2 separate regions of the Homo sapiens genome follow, and region 2 is linked to region 1. A link is a contact called in ENCODE POLR2A ChIA-PET data. All regions are on one chromosome and are shown on one strand. Each heading gives the region's core, a stretch centred on a gene start or an enhancer-like site at or near the end of the contact. The rest is flanking DNA. Distances are from core to core; before and after follow the strand shown.

The links. ChIA-PET counts read pairs that join two places held with the same protein, here RNA polymerase II (POLR2A).
Region 2: POLR2A ChIA-PET joins it to region 1 with 13 read pairs in activated T-cell. The contact joins two enhancer-like sites. POLR2A ChIA-PET finds 5 or more read pairs at or near these places in 5 of 52 experiments (A549, PC-9, WTC11 and 2 more).

The regions. Positions count from the first base shown.
Region 1 is chr3:113,242,135-113,250,070 of GRCh38, reverse strand. It overlaps BOC (BOC cell adhesion associated, oncogene regulated), which reads right to left. Exons shown (of 20, transcript NM_001378074.1): 3 at 172-349. The coding sequence starts at 268. Among named protein-coding and RNA genes, the nearest start is that of BOC, 35 kb to the right of the region's middle. Within about 2 kb of position 4,141, at least 10 of the 41 ENCODE cell types and tissues checked have a DNase peak (open chromatin) inside an H3K27ac peak, as active enhancers do.
Region 2 is chr3:113,751,433-113,759,368 of GRCh38, reverse strand. All of the region lies in intron 1 of ATP6V1A (ATPase H+ transporting V1 subunit A), which reads right to left. Among named protein-coding and RNA genes, the nearest start is that of ATP6V1A, 8.4 kb to the right of the region's middle. Within about 2 kb of position 4,653, at least 2 of the 41 ENCODE cell types and tissues checked have a DNase peak (open chromatin) inside an H3K27ac peak, as active enhancers do.

The DNA.
Region 1 (7,936 bases), core at 2,892-5,391:
ATGATGTTGTTGTGATCATGTCTCATCTTGTGTTCTTGTGTCCCTGAAGGCCAATGGGAATAAAGTGTTCTTTGAAATCCAGGTAAAGAAGGCCTTTTTAAAGAGTTATTGTAGAATGCGGAATGTTTCCATTTGACTGTAAGGGCAGGGAAAGGGAAGGAAAGCACTCACTCAAGTCAGCAAAGCAGCCTGCTGTGGCTAGGAGGAGGCAAGCCAGTGTGACCTCAGGCCTCATTCCTCTCCACGCCGTCATCGTCCCACGCAGCATGGTGTATCACAAAGGTCTGAAGCCAACGTCCCATAAGCCGCCAGGGTCACACAAAGAGATACTGCCGTCCCTGGCAACACTCTGTTGTAAGAGAGAAAGGGAGAGCAATGGCCATGATGAGGATGCCTGGGGTGCACCTGTGGTGGCCACAGGGCTTGGCTTTGTCCCTTGTTCCCTGTTGGCAACATTCAAACTAGAGACCCGGTCATGCTGCTGGAAGACCAAAGAACACTATAGTGCCATTTCTCATCTAAAAGAAGCTTCTTATAAGTTGCCCCCTAGGGCTCTTTCTCTAGCTAGAAGGTGATTTTATTGTAGTAAGAATGCTGGAGTCTTGCCCAGTGGATGGACAGCAACGAGGAGGAGGGGCAGAGGATACAGAGAGGCTGAGGCCTGCAGCCATATCCATGGCACAGGACAGTGACTATCTGGCACAGATGCTAGAACAGATGAGATTATTCTTACCATTTGCTTGCAAAAGGCCAGCTGGTCACAGCCATGTGCCCTGCCATGTGGTTAGTGCAGACTATTGTGGGACAGCAGTGCCGTGTGTGTGATGCATACAGAACGCCCTTGCAGGGAATGCTACTAAGTGAATGAATCCTAGCATCTCAGTGACTCATGAAATATTTCCTGCTCTGATTTTCCTCACCCCAGCTCTATGCCTAGATCCCTGAAAACTCCCTTTTATTCCTGCAATCACCCTGCTCTCCTCAGCTTGTCCATAACATCTACTCCCACAGGTACAAACACAGCCCAAAGTCATAAGCCAGCCAAGACCCCTCACTTTCTCAGGGCACAGAGCCTTGTTTTCGCTTCACTCACTAGCTCCCACTTCTCTCTGCTCCCGGTGCTAGAAAATTTTGAACTTTTCCGTCTCTACAAAATCTACACTCTTGATTACCCAAGTTGTATCTCCACCCAGAACAACATTGCTTTGAGGCTCAGACCACACTGCACCTCCAGCCATCTGACAACACACCTCAGCTATCAGTCACCCTCTCTGCCTAGAACAGTAGCATCTCCTGTTCCAGAAGGCACAATTTTTTATGCCTTTCTTAAGCTATGGTCCTTACAAGATTTATCAAAATCACATGGGCAAGTGTATATTCTAACACACACACACACTTCTGTCACAGCCAAAACAAAGATTTTGCTTCTGTGCTTTTCACTGATGGGTTTATAGAACATTAACAAATAAGGATGGGGTATCAACAGCCTTATTAGGCAGGGAGGCATTGAAATGAGTTCGGATAACGTTGAAGGCAACATTCCAGTGATCTGCACGGTGGATCATTCACCTGTGGCAATATTAATAGTATATTTCTAGGAGTGTGACATACATTCAAAATGTTAACTCTTCTAGATCAATCTACCTAACCAGAGACTCTCTCGAAGATTTACAGTCACCATTTAAAACTCAGAAGTAGTTAAGCTTCTCAACTGAGAGATGTGTTGTGCTGGCCAGTCCTAGAGTTCAGGCTGCCTGCAGAGACTGCCGTAAGAAACAGGAGACACCCGACTTGCCTGACACAGGGGACTGTTGCTGTGTTGGGAAGTGCTTCGGATTAACCTAAACCTTTCCCTTCCCCAAGACCTGTGGTCCTTTGGCTTTCTGCCTGGCTGCAGAGGGAGTGAGGAGGGCCATATCCACACTGCCCAATGAGCACCCCTCCAAACCAGATGGAGGACCCCAGCCCCTAGCATTCTGTGGATGCTCAGAATGTTTTCCAAGAGTTCTTTCCCGATGGTTTGTATTTTCTCCCTTTGCCTCATGACTTTGACATCAGAGGACTCACAAGACTTCAGCACTACTCTGGGATAGGACAAGGGGATGTTTTCTAAAAGGGATTTGAAAGAACATTTTTAAAGAAGTTTTTCAAAAGTTATTTCCTGGCAAGTTAAGATAATTTCCCGTTGGTGTAGAGAGAGAGCTTTTGCTCTTTTTCAAACAATCCAGTAAATCAAAGGGTCATATTATTGGCAAAGTAAAATTCATGAAAGCTGCAAAGGATGTGAGTACAATTGGGAGGGGCTGTGGTGGTGGAAAGCTGGGGGTGCCTGCCACTACTCCAGGAACTCGCTAAGCTCTTACACAATGTATTTCCTTTAACCTTCTCATCAACCCTGCAAGGTGACGACTATATCCCCATTTTACAGGAGAGAAAATTGAGTTCCAGAAGTGAAGTTGCCCAGGATCACATAACAGTAGGCCTGGATTGAAACCCAGTTTAGGCTGATTCCCAAACTCTGTGCTTTTTAATCACAATAGTAGCCTTTTTCCCTTTTTTTTTTTTTTTTTCCTATCAGGGCTCTGAAACCAGTGGGTGTTTAGCAAACAGAGTTGATGTAGAACAGTGGGACATTTTAACAGTGATTTCTAGAGGGAAAGTTTACACCAAAAAGTAAGCTTTTGGTTTCCTCTCAATTTTCCAGATACTTGCTTTAATTCTCTAATTTGCTTTTCCCCAATGAGATAAGGTATTTATATAGATCATTGCATGAGTTCCCAGTTATGGGATTTTAGGGAACTAGCTTGTTCAAGTCATGCCCCAATTTCCCCAGGCCCTTAAGGAAATTGAAAGCAAATGTTCCTTCCATGCCCCAAGAAGGGAAGGAAGGGAGGGAGGAAGAAAGGGAAGAAGGGAGGTAGGGAGACAGAAAATGAACATAAAGTAATGAAGGGCAAAAGAGGACAAGCAGACAAAGAGGAATGGAAGGGTTGTTTCTTATCTGAACACACGGTGGCTACGGAGGTGTTGGGTTGTAACAGCAACAAATATTTTACTGAGGAAATTCAGCCCAGACCCTCTCCTGCTTAACGAGGACCAGCCAAACAATTCCTGTTACTTCTGCACCCTCGGTAATTTATAAGGTTCAAAATGGAAACAGATCCTGTTGCTGCTGCCAGCCACCATCCTGCTTTCAAAAACAACAAGGAGAAAAGAATTGGGAGTGAGAGGGAGTGAGAAGGTGCAGGTATCCAGAGAGGGAGAAAGGAGTTAACCCATTAAGCCCCACAACACAGTTGTAAGAAGTACCATTTTAAGGACCCCAAAACAGGATGCGTGGGGTCTCATTCATGTAAAAGCAGAACTATGACCAAAAAATATGGCTATGTTTGGGGAAGGTTGGGGGGCTTGGTCACTGGATGATGATTATAAATAAATAAATAAAATTATAAATACATAAAATGATGCATTTTATTTAGTATCTGGGGAAAGTGAGTTACTTTTTGAACCAAGTTACCTAGTGAGTTTGGTTTAGAAAGATAATTCTAGAGATTTCAGTTACCTGAGAACTTTATTTTAATGTTTCGGGAAAAAAGGCAAGTAACGCTTAAGCTGGAGAACCTAATTGCAGTGTAACGTTGTCCCATTGTGAAATGAACAAAGTACAATTTCAAAGTTGGGTGAAGGCAACAGTAAGGCCTATTATTTTTCTTGGCAATGCAAAATATATCTAAGATCCTTCTTATTTTCCTTAGTCATTTTCTGAGACAAAGCAGAGAAATCAAGAAAAAAATATCAAAATCATTTGACACCTCATTGAGGCCTAGGTACTTGACAGTTTAAAGGGTTATTTGGACACACACAAAAAAAGAAAGAAAATGGGTCTGAAACATTTAACTGCTGACACACATGTTCTCCACTGAAATAATCTCTTCCAAACAGATGTTTTTGAAACTTTCCAAAAACAACAACAACAAAACACACTCTGGGGTTAAGACCAATCCTGAGAAACTGTAGCCTCAGAGTATTTATTTTTTGAGAAAATTACAAACAACTGAGAGTCGATCATCATCAGGAGGAGGCCAGCTCCACTTCCTCCCAAGAGGGCTGGCTGACTAACTGGATCAAGAGTGAGAACACCACAAAAAGCCGTCGGCTCATCCCCTGGACGCCCATGCCACGGCAGCTGTCAGAAAGGGAAGCTTCTATGATCTAAAACACAAAACATGCCCTTTGGATGTCCTAAGACCAATAACAAAGGTGAGCTGAATAGGAGAGAGTGTGATGTAGCAGATAGCACAAAGAGACTTTCTTAAAAACATTCTTCAAGTGGCAAGAATACGATCTGACAAAGTCTTTTGTTCCATTGGTAGAGAGGGACTAGCTACATGAAAAAGAAAAAAATCCTGCTCCAAGTTACTTTTCATTTTGCATGCTCCCAGTTTTCTAGAGTAAGAATCACCTTTCCCAATTGTCTTAAAGGCAGGGAAAGCTTTGCTCCTAGAAGGTGATGCCAAGTGTCTGGGGTGCAAGTGTTGGCAGCCCCCTATCTCAAGAAAGAGGGTAGTACTCCTGCACAGAAGAGAGGCATTGAAGCAAATATTGGGGAAATAAGTGAATTTAATTTTCAGAGGGCTGAATATGTGAGTTTAGATAGACTTAGGAGAAGGAATTAAGAAAGAAAGGTTTACTGAGGAGGCTGAGGTAGGAGGATCACTTCAGCCCAGGAATTTGAGGTTGTAGTGAGCTATGACAGGCACTGCACTGCATTCCAGCCTGGGCAACAGAGCAAGACTCTGTCTCTAAAAAAAGAGAAAGAAAGCTTATCAAAACATCAGGTTGTATACCTTTAAATATATACAAAAAACAAAGGTCATTTTTACTTAAAAAGTTGTATTTGACACACAGACCTAATTTAAAAAATTTTTTTAATTAAAATTTTTTTTAATTCGGAGGGACCTCAGAGAAAATAAACAAGTATCGTAGAGTAATGCCTAATGTGTTTTGAGTGTTATGAATAATGTGTCAAGGCTGAATGAGTCTAAGTGATTTGTAGAAGGTCTCCCAGCTAATTCAGAAGGGAGACTTTGGGCTACAAGTCAGGTCTTCTCACTCCTAGTCCAGTGCTCCTTTTACTATCTTAACACTACCTCCTAGCAAATTGTTTCTGGAGCCACTTTAATCAACTGGCTAGAAACGGTTTCAAAGCCAATTTTAGAATGTTTCTGAATTTACTTCCTTATACATAAGAATAATGTTACCTGGATCATTATCTATAACAGTAACTTTCTGTGTGATCATTTTTATCCTTTCATCATACATTCTAATCTATAAAAATCTCCTACTGTTCATTGCATAAGCCCCTTCCGTAGAATTTTCTGCAATGATGGAAATATTCTATATTTGTGCTGTCTAAAGCACTAGATAGCTACTAGCCACTCAGGGCTATGAAGTTCTCAAAATGTGGCTAATGTGACTAAGACACTGAAGTTTTAATTTTCTTTAAATTTAACTTAAATAACCATACAGAGCTAGTGGTTGCCACATTAGACAGCACAGTTCTAGACTAATATCTGGAACATCTACCCAGAACACTCTGATGTCAAATAGGGGAGAAAAAAAACAACGGTTTGATGTTTTTAAGTATAAGTCATGCTCTAGCCAGCCTCTAAGTATATTTTACCTTATTCCTCATCCAAATTTTGTGAATGAGTCTTCTGTTAACAAATGATGTGTGCCTTGGCTTTTAATTATTAATATTACTGGGAAGAAAAAAATATTGCTATACTCTACCACATACAACACAATATGCAAGGTACTGTGAGTATTAGAAAATGGATTCAGTCCTTAGGAGCTTAAAGCAATATTTGGGACATAAATTCACTAGCACCCAGCAAATATCCACAAGCTCCTCTTCATTTCCTAGCCTCCTCTGCAGTGAGCTTAGGGCCATGTGACTAGTGCTGGCCAATGAACATGTGTAAGTGAACTTCACGTGTCACTACTGGGCCATGGCGGTTAAGAGATTGACAGCTGCTTCCATCTTTGCCTCACCAGTCTGGTGACCATATGTCACATGGTTCAGAAGGCACAGCTATAAGATCGAAGCAATTAGCTCAAGATGTGACATGAGAAGAGGTTTGTTGCACAAAACCACTGAAATTTTGTGATTATTCTCCTGTAACAACTTTAGCATTCTTTAATACTTTCACTGATCAGTTCAGTCACCAATGTGAAGTGGCAAATGAGAGCAGAGGCAGAAGTTTTCAGTTCAGGTCTTAAGGGAAGGTGTTCTGGAAATGGGATTTGAAACTGGGCCTCTTGAGGTATGTACAAGCAAGGGGGATGAGGGCACAGCAGGAAGGTGATACTGACTTGGTGGGAATGCTAGTCTTGTGTTTGCAGGGTGGGGAGGGTGGTGTGCCAAACAGTTGGGTTTATCTGTAACAGTGGTCTCCAAACTTCCCTAATCCTACGACCGCCTGAGTGAAATATTCCGGGCAAACATCCCTAATATGTGCATACTTCTCTACTTATAAATCAAACACATGCACTGCAGAACTAAAATGTTAAAAAGAGTAGGTAAAAATGAAACCATATTTTAATAACTCCTTAACCATGATTGTCTTAAAATATCATTAGCTAATACCTTAAGGCAGAACGCCTATTTAGGATTAGTATCATCACTAATGATATGGGTGTAATCTCTTTCAAATAGTCTGCTTGACTGTTAATTATTTTGTTGACTTCTCATCAGAAGTGATTCCATTATCATTGTTTTTACTCCCTCCTGTGGCTTGAAAAGGGTCAGCTCTGCTGTTTTCTTCCTGTTTGCATGTGCTTGGATTATCAGCCTTCTCTTCAACCCAGTTTCTTTGTAGCAATCTCTTTAAGCCACTTGTCCTCTTGTGAGAGTTAATTTAGTTAAACTAAATAATATAATCTGTAAATCCACTTAAGGGAGAACAGGAAAACTGGGGAGTGAATGAACGAGTGAGGCCCCCACACTGTCAAGCCGTTTACCCATGGAGATGCCTGGGACACTGTTGTGACACATGACAACCTCATGTACAGACCGAAGGCACCACTGCCAACCCCTATATTAAATATTAGCAAAGCTGAATTTCTTTCCTATTCCTTTTTTAGGTAGAAAAAACATTAAGGGAATCTCTACTGTTATCTTACAGTGCTCCAACGGAATTGCTTATATTTTTTCCCCTTGGCACTTGCACCCCACTTTGGAGACTTACGTAAAAGAACGAAAAGAGACAAGGTAGGACACTGAGATTGGGTCTTACTGTGGAAGACCAGAGAAAAGAGTTTAAAATTCATACCACAGAAGGAGAGGAGTTAGTGATGGTTTTTGAGCAAGGGAATATATAATCAAAGTGGCATTTTGGGGAGATTAGCAAAACCTGGGTTCCTCTCACTGAACCCAGAATTTATAACAAAGTGCTAACAAACAGAGCCTATTTCCACTCACCATCAAGGCAAGCAGAAAGGGAAGGAGCCAGGATACAGCATCTTTCCTCGGGGAGGAACCTCTCCGAGGAGAAGCCACCTCTGCCATCTGAGTCAAGGAGAAGAGGTCTTATCTCTTGATTTGCCCACAGAGCTTCTGCTAAAACACGTCTAATCCTCTCCCTGCTCCAGCACTGGAGGAAAAAGTTACTGGGGAGTTTTCTTTGTCACTCATACCTCTTCCCCAAAATGACCTCATTTCTTTTAAGAGATTTCAAAAAAAATCTACAAATCTACCCACAGTGTGGGGGGTTTTATTGCTAAACTGGAAGACCGAAAGAAAAGGAAAACCACTTCCTTTCTTCTACACTCCCGGCTCAATTCCCCCACTCCTGTTTCATATAAATTCAATTTGACAACCCTGCTAATTGGATAAACGCAGCTCCTACACTCCTAGAAGGCCGTTCTCTTTTCT
Region 2 (7,936 bases), core at 3,404-5,903, 510 kb before region 1:
ATTCAGTGTAGAAAGCATATTGTCTTTTCAACAAGTGGTGGTAGAACCAACGTATACATAAAATGCAAAAAAAAAAAAAAACCCGTAACTATATAGAAAAATCTAAAAATGGATGGTAGACCTAAATGTAAAACCTAAAACTATAAAACTTCCTTTGTGACCTTGGATTTGACATAACGCTAAAAGCACAATCCACAAAAGAATAAAATGGTAAACTGGACTTCAAATCTCTGCTCATCAAAAAACATTGTTAGAACAAAAAGACAAGGTAAAGACTGGGAGAAAATATTTACAGACATAAACCTGACAAAGAACTTATATCCAGAATCTACAAAGATCAAAACTCAATAATAGGAAAACTCAATTAAAACAGGCAAAAGATTTGAACATTCACTTAACCAAGGAAGATAGATGGCAAAGTACATGAAAAGATGCTTAAGCTCATTAGTCACTAGGAAAATGCAAGTTAAAACCACAATGAAATGCCATTCCACAGCTATCAGAATGGCTAAAAGTTTAAAAGACTGACAAAGGAAGTGTTGGTAAGGATGTAGAACAACTAACACACTCACATATTGCTAGTAGAACTGTAAAATGGTACAACCACTTTGGAAAACAGTTTGGCAGTTTCTTAGAAAGTTAAAATTACACTTACCATATGATTCAGCCATTCTACTCCTTGGTATTTCCCCATGAGAAAGCTTATGTCCAAAGACTTACATGAATGTTCATAGGACCTTTATTCATAATGGCCAAAAAGTGGAAAGACAGCACAAATATCCAGCAATGGGTGAATGGATAAACAAACTATGGTATATCCATAAAATGGAATAATAGTCAGCAAGGAAAATATGAATCATCGATACATGTAATGCAAACTAACTATAATGATAGAAAATAGATCAGTGGATGGTTAAGGACAGGAGGTGGGGAGGTATGGAAGGACAGGATTAAAAAGAGGAACAAAGAAACTTCTCTTGGGTGTGATGGATATGTTCACTATATTGATTACAGTGCTGGCTTCATGTGTGTATACATATATTAAAACTTATCCAACTGTATACTTTATGTGCAGATATGTCAATTATATATCAATAAAATTATTTTTTAAAAAGCACAAGTTATTGCCAGCATGACTCCTATAAAGGCATGCTTCCACAGGACACATGTTCACTTTTGCTTTTATTTGTTGACTAATAGAGTATTTCTTTTCTTTTCTTTTTTTGAGACAGAGTCTCACTCTATCGCCAGGCTGGAGTGCAGTGGGTGTGATCTCAGCTCACTGCAACCTCTGCCTCCTAGGTTCAAGTGATTCTCCTCCCTCAGCCTCCTGAGTAGCTGGGACTACAGGTGCACACCACCACGCCCAGCTAATTTTTGTATTTTCAGTAGAGATGGGGTTTCACCATGTTGGCCAGGATGGTCTCAATCTCTTGACCTCGTGATCCACCCACCTTGGCCTCCCAAAGTGCTGGGATTACAGGCGTGAGCCACCAGGCCCAGCCAACTAATATAGTATTTCTAAAGGACTATTTGACCTATGCAAATTTGTTAAGAGAATTTTAACCCTAGAAACAGCATAGGGGCAACAGATGAAAACTTAGCCAAACCAGTTTTTTGTCTGTCTATTTAGAATAAATATATGTGGCTCTGGATAAGGCTGTGTGGGCACTCTCTGGTCCTGCCAAGTTTAACTAATTCTGGGAATTTCCACAGTCACTTAATAGCTCAGGAGTGTAGAAGTCAGATATGCCTCTTAAGTACTTTATTCATCTATATTTTCAGAATGGGGCTAATGGCATATCAGCTTACAATATGTTGAATGAGAATTTAGGAAAATATTAACTCCATCTTGAACACACTTTCGTGCCATGAGGCATAGAAGGGTTTGTTGTCCAAGACTCAGATTAAGCTCTAATAATTTGGACATCAAAGTTGATATGGCTCAATGGCTCATTTGGAGGGTGGAGGTATAGGGAAAGTTATTTTCTGTTGCTTTATACTACTCTGAGGTAGAATTAGCTCACAATAAATAACTGTTTCTGACAGCCTGTTTATCTCTATTTACAGCTACTTTCCAAGCTGTCCCTATACCCAGTAGAGTACCTTAGGGAGAATGAGGTGATATTTAAAACACACACACACGCCCCACTGTACAATAAGCAGGTACTACAGGGCCATATTCAGGCACTGCAGGTATACTACGTTGGGACCTGAGAAGATTCTGTATTTTAAGTGTCTATTTTGGATCACATTGAAGAGTTTGGTGTCAGTCAATCTGCTTCTTAGATTCATAGAGATACTTTTTCCTTTCTTGAACAAGTGAAATATTGGGCACTGAAACCAAGTGTGTTATATTCAAAATAATTTGTGGATTTTATAACTCATCTAAATAAAGCTCCTCGCTACCTCATTTTGCATTACCTACGACTAGGACTCACGGATTATCAAAAACTCACTTTTCACAAGAAAGGACCCAGCTATTCCTCTATTTAGCTAGCTACCACACTCTTAATGTTCAAATGCAATCTGATTCACTATTTAACTATTTGAACACTCTTACATAATTGCTTTGGTACATAAAATCAGCAACTTCACAATTATTAACAATTACAGCATTTTACTTTTTCAACAATATCTATTCAAACTTCGATTGATAGAATTTCAATGTATAAATCACATTAAGGAGTATTTCAAGTTATATCTAAAATACTTACTGTTATTTGAAAGTAGTAAGTCCAAAGGTCACACCTCTCATACTGACATTGTTACATTAATTCCATATGATAGTAACTTAAGCTATTACATGATGGTAGATCACACACAATTCAGGGATGCTAGAAATGTTAAAAGCACACCTTCCAAAGACCCAAGCTAAATGGCAGATTTTGGCAAATTACTAAGGACAAAGGTGAACTTCTGAACATCCCTAAATTGGAGAGCAATTTGGCAGTGCCCACCAAAATTCAAATTGTACTTACCTTTGACATGGCTAGTCCATTTCTAGGAATTTATTGTAGATGTACAAAATGTTCTATTAACAAAATATTAACTATAGCACTGTTTCTTAAGCAAAAGATTGGAATGTCCATTAATATGGAGGCTGGTTAAATACCTTGTAATACTATGACAGGCTACATGTTTAGCGGTATTATGGCAGCAATCTCTGGAAAGTGACTCCCTGGGCTCTAATCCTGAGCCCTACCACTTATAAACTGTGTGACTGTTGGACATTTAATCATCCCGTGCCTAGTTTTCCTCATTTGTTAAATATAGAAAAATAGTGCCTATCTCATAGGTTGTTATGAGGCTTCCATGAGTTAATAAAACTAAAGTATTAAGAAAGCATTTGGATCAGGAGTAAGCTCTCAATAAATGTTACATATGATGATGAGGGTATATTAATACAATTGAATACTAAACTATCATTAAAAAGAATGAGGCAGTTTTAACTGTATCAATGTGAAAAGATCTCCAACGTAATACTCAAGCGAAAAATGTAAGGTCCAGAATAATACGAAGAGGTGCTACCATTTGTGGATAAATATATGGGGGAAGAAAAGAATAAGGATGAGGGGAGAGAAAACACACTTGTATGAATATATAAATTTTACCATATTTGTACATGTATTACCCATTCAACTGAATTAAAAATATTGTTGGATGAGTAAATGAATGTTAAAACAACTGAGCCAAGTAAAACTATTATATATTGCACCTAATTGACTGAGCAAATAATAGCACATATTATTATTACATATATATTTTTCTGAGACAGGGTCTGGCTCTGTCACCCAGGGTCTGCAGTGGCACGATCTCAGCTCACTGCAACCTCTGCCTCCCAGGCTCAAGCAATCCTCCCACCTCAGCCTCCCGAATAGCGGGAACTAGATGTGTGTGCCACCACGCCTGGCTAATTTTTTTTTTTTTTTTTTTTGTACAGACATGGTTTTGCCATGTTGCCCTTCAATTCCTGGGCTCAAGCAATCCGCCTGCATCGGCCTCCCAAAGTGCTGGGATTACAGGTGTGAGCCACTGCACCCAGCTGGCAAATATATATACGGTCCTTATGTGCTAGTTATTATTCCAATCGCTTCTATTATTCACAACATCCAATGAAGTTAAATACTCTTATTATCCTTATTTTAAAGTTGAGAAAAATGCAATGCAAAAAGACACAAGTAACTCCTCCAAAGTCACACCACTAGGAAGCAGAGCCAGGATTTGACTCACACAGTCTGGTTTCCTTCATCTCTTTGTTATATTAATACTACTCTAAAATTATTTTTATTTACATATATCCCAACTCTTGTAAAAAAAACTTTGGACAGCTTACATTAAAGCACATATATGCAATTAATAAAACTGGTAATGAAAAGGGGAAGTAATACCAATGTGAGAAAAAAATACAGCTACTTTAAGTATGCAACAAATCCAACTCTAAAGCATCTGCTATTTTCTGTCTAGGCTTTGAATGATGTATTCTACGGAGATACTTTTAAAAGGACAGAAATCAAGTATTAAACAATTATAAGTACTTTTTATTTTGCTTCTTTAAAGAAGTTCTTGTTTAAAGTTTTCTTAAGGCAAGTTAATCTTGTAATCCAGTTTATATGCCAAAACCCAAATAGGGACTTTTCTTATGATTCTGTCATATGATTAAGTCAGGTGACAGATCCCACACTTGTGCAATGTGCTCTACACTCTAAGGCAGAAAGCGTGTCGATAGCACTGACTATCCATACCAAAAATAACATGCCAAATTTGTAATCCTATCTAGTAGTCCCTATCATTTTTTGGTACATTTTTCTTTTCTTTTTTTTTTTCTTACTTTTGAGACAGGGTGTCGCTCTGACGCCCAGGCTGGAGTGCAGTGGCACATTCGCAGTTCACTGAAACCTTGAATGCCCCGGGATCAAGTGATCCTCCCACCTCAGCCTCTTGAGTAGCTGGGACTACAGGTGCATGCCATCGTGCCCAAATAATTTTTTTAATTTTTAGTTTTTACTGGTAGAGGGGGGTCTTGCCATGTTGCCCAGGATGGTCTCCAACACCGGGCTCAAGCGATCTACCTGCCTCAGCCTCCCAAAGTGCTGGGATTACAGGCGTGAGCCACCATGCCCAGCCTGTTTTTCCTAATTACAGAAACACTTCATGTCCACTGTAAAAATAAAAACATATAATGTAAAGTGTAAGGAAGAAAGTAAATCATCTTAGTGCCCATTGTTTCCCATAATCCATCATATACACAGACATGTACAAACATGTAGTTTTATATAAATATGTTACTATGGATATTCTGTCTCTTTCCTTTTCTGCTTATTTCCTCTTTCCAACGGTGACAACCAGGTAAAAATATACAAAACTCATGGTGTTTTTCAACTGGTTTTATAAAAAATGAGTTATCATTACAAATGTTTCTCTGTACTTTGTATTTTTTTTTCTTAAGATACATGATGGCCTGGGCAATAAGGTGAAACCCCGTCTCTACCAAATATACAAAAAATTAGCCAGGTGTGGTGGTGCACACCTGTAGCCCCAGCTACTCTGGAGGCTGAGGCGGGAGGATAGCTTAAACCTAAGAGGAGGAAGTTGCAGTGAGCCAAGACAGCACCAGTACACTCCAATCTGGGTAACAGAGCAAGATCCTGTCTCAGGAAAAAAAAAAAAAAAAAGACACATGATAGAAATCCTTTCAGAATGTACTTGGAAATCCTTTCTAATCACCAGTAGATTTAACTCCTACCATTTAATCACTTCACAACATTCCATAAAATGCCTCGGCCATAATTTACATAACAATACCCCTATTAACAGGCATTCCCTTTGTTTCCACGTTTTTTGCCACTACTAACATTGAAAATTGAAACACTGTTGCAGCTAACACTCCTGTAAACTCTTACTGGTGCTTTTATTTCTAAGGAAAAGATTACATGGAGTTAGACTGATGGGTGGAAAATACATGTATTCTCAGTATTAACTGATGTTGCTTGATTGTTTACTAGGAAAAACTCTAACACTTCACATCTCCGCTAGCATTTTATGAGATAATCCTTCTCCACATATCCCTGCTAGCAGTAGGTTTACCACTTAATTTTTGCTTGTCAGAGAAATAATATTTCATTGTTAGTATATTGATTACTAGTAAGGTTACACATCCTTTACTGTTTGTTGAATGTTTGGATTTCTCTTCTGTGAACTTCTGGTGACATGTTTTATCCATATTTTTACTGGGTGAACTTTTTCTTAATTGGAAAGAGTTCTTTCAATGGTTAACTCATCTGTTACATATATCTCAAGCCTTTTTTTCCGCCTGATTTTGTCTTTGGTCCTTTATTTTTGCCACTAAAGAATCCTTCGTTTCCATGCAGTCTCATGTGTCTATCCATACTTTTATGACTTTTAGGTTTCCTATCTTGGTTTAAAAAACTACATCTGGATTGTTTGTATAAAGGAAATTTAGGAGATTAATATCTTAAATATTTTATTGTTTACATTTAAGCCTCTAATCCATCTGAAATCAGTTTTTGCATCTGTTGCAATGTATTGGATCAATTATATTTTCTTCTAGATGAGCAAGTTGTATCAGTTAACATTTATGATATATATGTGCCCTTTTTCACCATTGGATTGAATTATCCCTTTGAAATGTGGTAAATTATCTTATATACTGAGATTTACTCTGCTTTTTAAAATTCTGCTGCACTTATATACTTAAAATTAAAAATATATTTACACACCTATAAAATTAAATAACTTACTCAGCTACCTGGATGAGACAAAACATTTTCACTTAAGATATCCAAGTAGTTAAGATGAAAGAATTATTTAGGTGCCTTAATTTTCCATATCAAATTAAGAAATATTTTGCAATGCCTACTGACATTATGAATTCAAATATACAGAAGGTATAGTAATAAATTTTAATTTTTTCTTTAATGCATCAATCTAGAGATAATTACTTATTTTGATGCATTTCCTTACAACTTTTTCCATATGTATATACTATTATTATTATACATATGCTCTTTTTTCAATTTTAAAGGTATTTTCCAATTCAATTAGTCTTCTCTATTGTACCTTTAAACATTAAAAAAATTAAACTAAGAACTAAAAACTTATAAAGTCTGGTTGCTTTTCATTGCTCAAGCACATCTGAAACTCTTCTATATCATATCATATACCACCCATTTTATTTTCAGTGAAATAAGCTTAATTATTTTTCAGAAAAGAAACAAAATGTGGCATGTTGCAGATAAAATTTTTTTAAAGGCTTACCAAGAGAACAGTTTCAACAGATAGCATTAAGATCCAAAACTGAAATTTTTGTTGTTAGTCATAATAATACCAAAAATAATAGTGATTTTTAAAACCTTAAGATATAAGAAAGTGTTTCCTTCTAAAATTTAAATCTGAAAATACTTATGATATACCATTAATTTTTAAAAACAGCTAATCACAGTTGTAAATTTATTAACTAGAGCTAACTACAAAGAAATATACAGAAAGAGGAGTTTCAAATGTAAATAAATCATTATTCTAAAGATCACTTCAGTAGTTTCAGGTAAAAATAAATATGTTACTACGAAGATACACAACCACTTCAGCTGTCTTTATATATACATACACACACATTGCGTACTTTATATACTACAAATATTTACTCTATATATAGTATATACATAATATGTATATACTAAATATAAATGAATACACTTATAAAAACCAAAGTCGCTATCATTTCACCATAGGGAAAAAAGAGAATAGCAAAACTAATATTCTCTTCAGAAATTATATGGAAAACATTTTTATTGCTCACATTTCATTTATTTAAAATAAAGTTACTTAGTATAAAGAATAAATTCATTCCTAAATCAATAAATCCATTTGTTATAATAGACAATCAACATTAAGGAAAAGTCAATAAACTTAATAA